Regions from separate parts of the Homo sapiens genome. Here region 1 is linked to region 2. A link is an interaction called in ENCODE POLR2A ChIA-PET data of the cell type or tissue named here. Cell type or tissue: Caco-2. All regions are shown on one strand. Links, peaks and the distances in the headings refer to the core of each region. The heading gives the core; the rest is flanking DNA. Region 1 overlaps TUFT1 (tuftelin 1). Region 2 has its middle 17 kb from the start of CGN.

Region 1 (2,912 bases), core at 249-2,748, 53 kb after region 2:
TTTTTATTGTCTTTACCATTACTTTAATGCATTTTAAAATTTATCTACATTAATTGGGAACTATTTGCATTTTTTTCATCCTCTCTCTCTTTTTCTTTTTCTTTTTTTGGATTTGTCTTGGCCAGAGAGGTTCTCCAACACCCGGGTGGACTTGGAATTTTTTTATCAGCTGCAATCTGAAGACTTGTCTTTACTGTGGAATAGGTGACATTCCTTTAGGACCTCAGAAGCTCAAGTAGTTTAATGCCAAGTCTTTCCAGAGCCTCACTCTCTTTTATTTTTTAAATTAGAATTGTGATTTATTGAAGCCTTACCATGAGCTTCATATAATTTTTTATGAACAGCTTTATTGAGATATAATTCATATACCCCATTTAAAGTATGTAACTCAGTGGTTTTTAGTACATTCACAGAGTTGTGCAATCATCAATAAATCAATTTTAGAACATTTCCTTACCTTATAAAGAAATCCTGACCCATTAGCAGTCACTCCCCATTTCCCCCCAATCTCTCTCAGCCCTAGGCAGCCACCAGTCTACTTTTTTTCTCTATGGATTTACCTATTGTGGATATTTAATATAAATGTAATCATCGGTATGTGATCCTTTGTGACTGGCATCTTTTATTAGAATGATGTTTTCAAGGTTCATCCATGTTGTAATGTGAATCAGTACTTCATTCCTTTTTATGGCTGAATAATATTCCATTATTTAGATGTATTACAACTGTGTTCGTCATGGATAAATGTTGGTGGACATTTGGGTTCTTTCTACTTTTTGGCTATCATTTATAATGCTGCTACGAACTTTGGTGTACAAGTTTTTGTGTGGAAATATATTTTCATTTCTCTTGGAGAGGAATACCTAGGAGTGGGATTGCTGGGTCAGAATATTTGCATTTTAAAGGAGGATTCATCTGTAGCCATTGCTGCTTACTCCAGAGGACTGAATGTATTCTAAAATGTGGAAGTCCTGGTTCTGTGACATCTGAGTGTGGGGAAAAACTGCTGGGCAGAGGAGCCTTTCAAGTTTGGTGGCTGCCTGTTCCTTCTACTCATGAAACTTGTCCTAAACTCAGCCCATAAATTTCTCCTCACACCATCCCATCTCTCCCATTTATTGCCAGGTTCTTACTTTCAGGAGCACTGCATTTTTCTGATGTCACCAAGGCTGCCAGGAATTTGGGGAATGCTGGGCTTTGCCAGAGAAGGAGGGATCTCCTCTGAGCGAGGAGAGTTACCTCATCATCAGGCATTTGGCACTAACATTTGCCCATAGTTCTCCAGGGTGGAGGGGGGCGTGCACCCAGATGGTTTCAGTTCCAGACACGTGTGCTCAGAGAGGTGGGATGAGCTTCCTTGCCTGCTAGTAATTATGGTGCATGCCTCTTTGGGTCAAGGTGCAGAGGCTTGTGAAATACCTTTGTTTTCTAGGGGTTGGGAAGGTTCAGTTGCGGAAATAGGTATGTGCCAGGAAGGCTGGTGGCCCAGATTTAAGCCTGGCCAGCAGAGGCAGGAAGTGGAGGAGACAATATAGGGTAAGAAGGGGATGAGTCGATGAAGGAAGAAAAGAGACGTGGTTTTCTTGGGTCTGGGAGCACAGAAGCAAAAATCACTAAGCAGGTAGTCAGAGACTAGAGAGGGCAGAGCCACTCCCTTTGATGCAGAGGGGGCACTGAGGAACTTGCCCTTTCATTCCAGGTTTGCTGGTCGCTAGGCAGGTGTCCTAGAGTGAGACTGGCTTAGCAAGTGGGTGTCTCCTTCAGAGTTGGTTCAGGAGCTCACTTCCCTCTACAGACACACTGTCACTGCTAGGCCCTAGTGTTTTCCTTTGTTAGGGCTCCAAGTAATGAGAAAGGCTGCCCCATGTAGGGTGCCACCTCAAATCCTTTTTCTCATTTCACCTCACAGTAACCCTGGTGAGCCCTCTACATAGTGCCTGTCCAGCCCATGCCTCTGGGTAGGCAGCCACATAAAAATCAAACACCTGTTTTGTTGGCTAATCTGGGGAGGAAGAAAGGGAGTGATTCTTTGTGTCATACTCCACAAAGGGCCATCTCTGGCCTAGGCAGCACTGCAGAAGGCAGGACCATGTACCTGAGACTGATGAGCTGAGTCGGGTGCGAGCCTCACTCAAGGAGAGGGTAGAGAGGGTAGGTACCCACCTATCCCATCCGGCTCTGTTCTTTGAGTTTATGGGACTTCCTTCATCCTGATCACTTGGGTGCCATTGTTACAAGGGGCTGGCTATTCCTACTTTTCTTTTTTCTTTTTCTTTTCTTTTTTTTTTTTTTTTGAGACGGAGTCTTGCTCTGTCACCAGGCTGGAGTACAGTGGCCCAATCTTGGCTCACTGCAGCCTCCACCTCCCAGGTTCAAGTGATTCTCCTGCCTCAGCCTCCCAAGTAGCTGGAGCTACAGGCGTGCGCCACCACGCCCAGCTAATTTTTGTATTTTTAGTAGAGATGGGGTTTCATCCTGTTGGCCAGGATGATCTCAATCTCTTAACCTCGTGATTCGCCTGCCTTGGCCTCCCAAAGTGCTGGGATTACAGGCTTGAGCCTCCGTGCCCAGCCTCCCATTTTTCAAAGTGGGGAAACTGAAGTGACTGCTCCTCCAGCAGCTTGAGAGGCCATGTACACTTGGGGTGGGAAAGTGGGTGGGATTGAGGGGCAAAGTGAGGGAAGAGTGGGATACAGGGTGAAGATGAATTAAGGTTGCTGGTTTCCAGCTCAGGGGCAATCTCCACTTCCTTTACTTCCTCTTAGAAAGAACCTTACACTTGACTCCTACCCAGTCCTAGTGACCCCTGTAAAACCTGGGGAGTGAGAGCTGGGGGAACGCAGGCTTTTCCCTATTCACATGAGCCTGTGGTGTGAGAACTCTGCACCTCTCTCCTTATTTCCCTGGGGCCT
Region 2 (2,912 bases), core at 328-2,827:
TCTGGAGAAAGTTAAATACTGATTCAGTACATGGATGAGAGGTCGGTGTTTAAAATGGAGATTTGAAAGTTGTCTGCTTTTGGAGGTGGCAGGAGAAAGCATGAGAGTGAATGAGCCACTGAAGGGGAAGAGTGGAGGGCAGAGGAAAGGAAAGAGCTTTTTCACAGCTATGGGGAATAGCTGAGAAAGGAAAAAAGTACCCACAGGGACAGGGGAGGGCTAGAGCTGTAGAAAATAATAGAGCAGTGGTATAGAAATCCAAGGAGAAAAGAGTGTGAAAAAATAGGGAGCAGAAGCACAAGAGACATCCGGTAGAAGGAGGACTCAGAAAAGCCTTCAGTTTCCAAGCTCAACTGCAGGTGAGGGACAAGGGAACTTGGAATTACTGCATATAAACTGCTTGAAGATGGTGAATAGAAAGGAAAGAAATATGGCCAGGTGCGGTGACTCACACCTGTAATTCCGGCACTTTGGGAGGCTGAGGCGGGCAGATCTCCTGAGGTCAGGAGTTCAAGACCAGCCTGGACAACATGATGAAACATCATCTCTACCAAAAATACAAAAGTTAGCCGGGTGTGATGGCACACACCTGTAGTCCCAGCTACTTGGGAGGCTGAGGTAGGAGAATCTCTTGAACCCAGGAGGTGGGCCAAGATTGCGCCACTGCACTCCAGCCTGGGCGACGGAGCAAGACTCTGTCTCAAAAAAAAAAAAAAAAAAAAAAAAAAAAAGCAGAGCAGCTACAAGTTACAAGTTGCAAAAGGGTTAGGATAAGGATAAGATTCTTCTCTACACCTTTTTGAGGGCAGAAGGTAACTCAGATGTTACTTCCAGAAGGTGGAATTAAGATGTTGGCCTTTAGTTTCCTCACTCAGTAGGAAGTAAGCTCATGAAGGCAGGGATTGCTGCCTATTGTTGACTTCTGCTATATTCCAAGAGCCTAGAACAGTGCCTGGTACCTGGTAGGTGTTCGATAAATATTGCTGAATAATAGAGCTCAGGAATTAAGTCTAGACACTAGGAAGAGAGGCTGGCTGTAGAATAAGGATACACTGGGTGTGGTGGCTCATACCTGTAATCCTAGCACTTTGGGAGGCCGAGGTGGGAAGATCACTTAAGGCCAGGAGTTCGGGATCAGCCTGAGCAACATAATGAGCCCCCATCTGTACCAAAAAAAAAACAAAAAAACTAAAAACATTTTTTATCTATATAATTTTCTTTTTTTTGAAATAGAGTCTCACTCTGTTGTGCAGTGGCACGATCTTGGCTCACTGCAACCTCTGCCTCCGAGTTCAGGTGATTCTCCCACCTCAGCCTCCTGAGTAGCTGGGATTACAGGTGCACGCCACCATGTCCAGCTAATTTTTGTAGTTTTAGTATACAGGGTTTTGCCATGTTGGCCAGGCTGGTCTCGAACTCCTGACCTCAAGTGATCCACCTGCCTCAGCCTCCCAAAGTGCTGGGATTACAGGCATAAGCCACCACATCTGGCAAATATATTTTTAAAAAATAGAATTAGGGATAAGTATCTCTTTCTTTTAGACCATGAGGAAGATTTATGAGCTAGAGGTAAGGAAGAGACTTAGGCCTGCTAGCTCTGGGCTGAATGCTATGGTACCCAGTGAGTTTAGACTATTGGAGGGCAGGCCTGTTAGGGGACTGAGGTCAGAAATCCCCTCCTGCTTCCATATAGGCAGCCAAGAGCTGGCCTGGGACACCAGCTGGGTGCTTTTCCCAGCCGTTTGCATTCCAGCCTGTATACAATGAAGAAAGAGTGACAGTGTGGTGACATGATTTAGGTTAATGAGCTACTGATCACCTGCCAAGTGGGTGGGAAGTTTTTTTTTTTTTCTGCCCACTTCTGTAGAAAAAATTTTTTATGAATGACTCATCTTGTCTCATTACTCAGAGTACAAATTTGTGAGCTGGTAATAAGAGGTCAAAACCTAAGGAGAACATATCCACCCCCACTCTCCAACACCCAGTTTCTGGTAGATGGATATGCTCATTATCTTGATTGTGGTAAAAATTTCATGGATGCATACATATGTCAGAACTATCAAATTGCACACTTTACATTTGTGCAGTTTACTGTTTGTCAGTTACACCTCAGTAGGGCTGTTTATGAAAAGGAAAAATCTTATATGTAAACTTTTTATAATCACAGAGTTTGGATACTTAATTTATTAACTTGCACATATAAATTTATCTAATTCATCTTTGCAGTCAAAGAGAAAGTCATTTCTAGAAAAAAAAAAACTGAATAATCATTTTGGGGAAAACAAAGGACAGCCTAGGGAGACTAGATACAAAGAGTGTCATTGTAGAATTTCTAGCCACACACCAGAATAAACTAGCCTCTCCCACTCCTGAGGGGAGAAATGAGGAAAAAGTCTTTGCTTAGCTGGAGTGAGAATGTTGCATTCTTTTGTAAGCTTTTTGTAATTCTTTGTTTATCTAGTTGACTTTCTCCTTGAGACCAGCCTTTCCTTCTCCGCTTCAATCTACAGGAAATCCTCCCTCTCCTATAGAGAGAAAGACAACTTTCTCCTAGGGAAGCCAGTTGTTCTGCCACTCTGCTGGCCCGAGGCTTCTATTTCTTAGTCCCCCTGATGTGCTACAAAACTTGAGAGACACAAATCTATCAAGTCTCTCAACTCCCTTATTCTAAAATGATACAGGCACATGCCACCATGCCCGGCTACTTTTTGTACTTTTTGTAGAGATGGGGTCTCACTACGTTGCCCAGAATGGTCTTAAACTCCTGACCTTAAGCAATCCCTGCACCTTGACCTCCCAAGTTCTGGGATTACATGCATGAGCCACTGCACTCAGGCATAAATTTGTGTTTTTTAAGCCACTAAATTTGTGGTACTTTGTTATAGCAGCCATAGAAACTAATACAAACGTTA

What was found. ChIA-PET counts read pairs that join two places held together with the same protein. Peaks named below come from ENCODE experiments on the same cell type or tissue, not always from the same donor. Only the 100,000 strongest peaks of a DNase experiment are listed, where the experiment ranks them.
Region 1: POLR2A ChIA-PET joins it to region 2 with 11 read pairs; 11 of 35 experiments call an interaction of 5 or more read pairs at or near these places.

What each region holds. Positions count from the first base shown.
Region 1 is chr1:151,546,028-151,548,939 of GRCh38, forward strand. All of the region lies in intron 1 of TUFT1 (tuftelin 1), which reads left to right. Among named protein-coding and RNA genes, the nearest start is that of MIR554, 1.7 kb to the left of the region's middle. RefSeq lists an enhancer at 901-1,419. In Caco-2, for the core only: no CTCF peak of the experiment used is centred there; a DNase peak (open chromatin) is centred at 1,294.
Region 2 is chr1:151,493,133-151,496,044 of GRCh38, forward strand. No RefSeq gene overlaps it. Among named protein-coding and RNA genes, the nearest start is that of CGN, 17 kb to the right of the region's middle. In Caco-2, for the core only: no CTCF peak of the experiment used is centred there; a DNase peak (open chromatin) is centred at 1,729.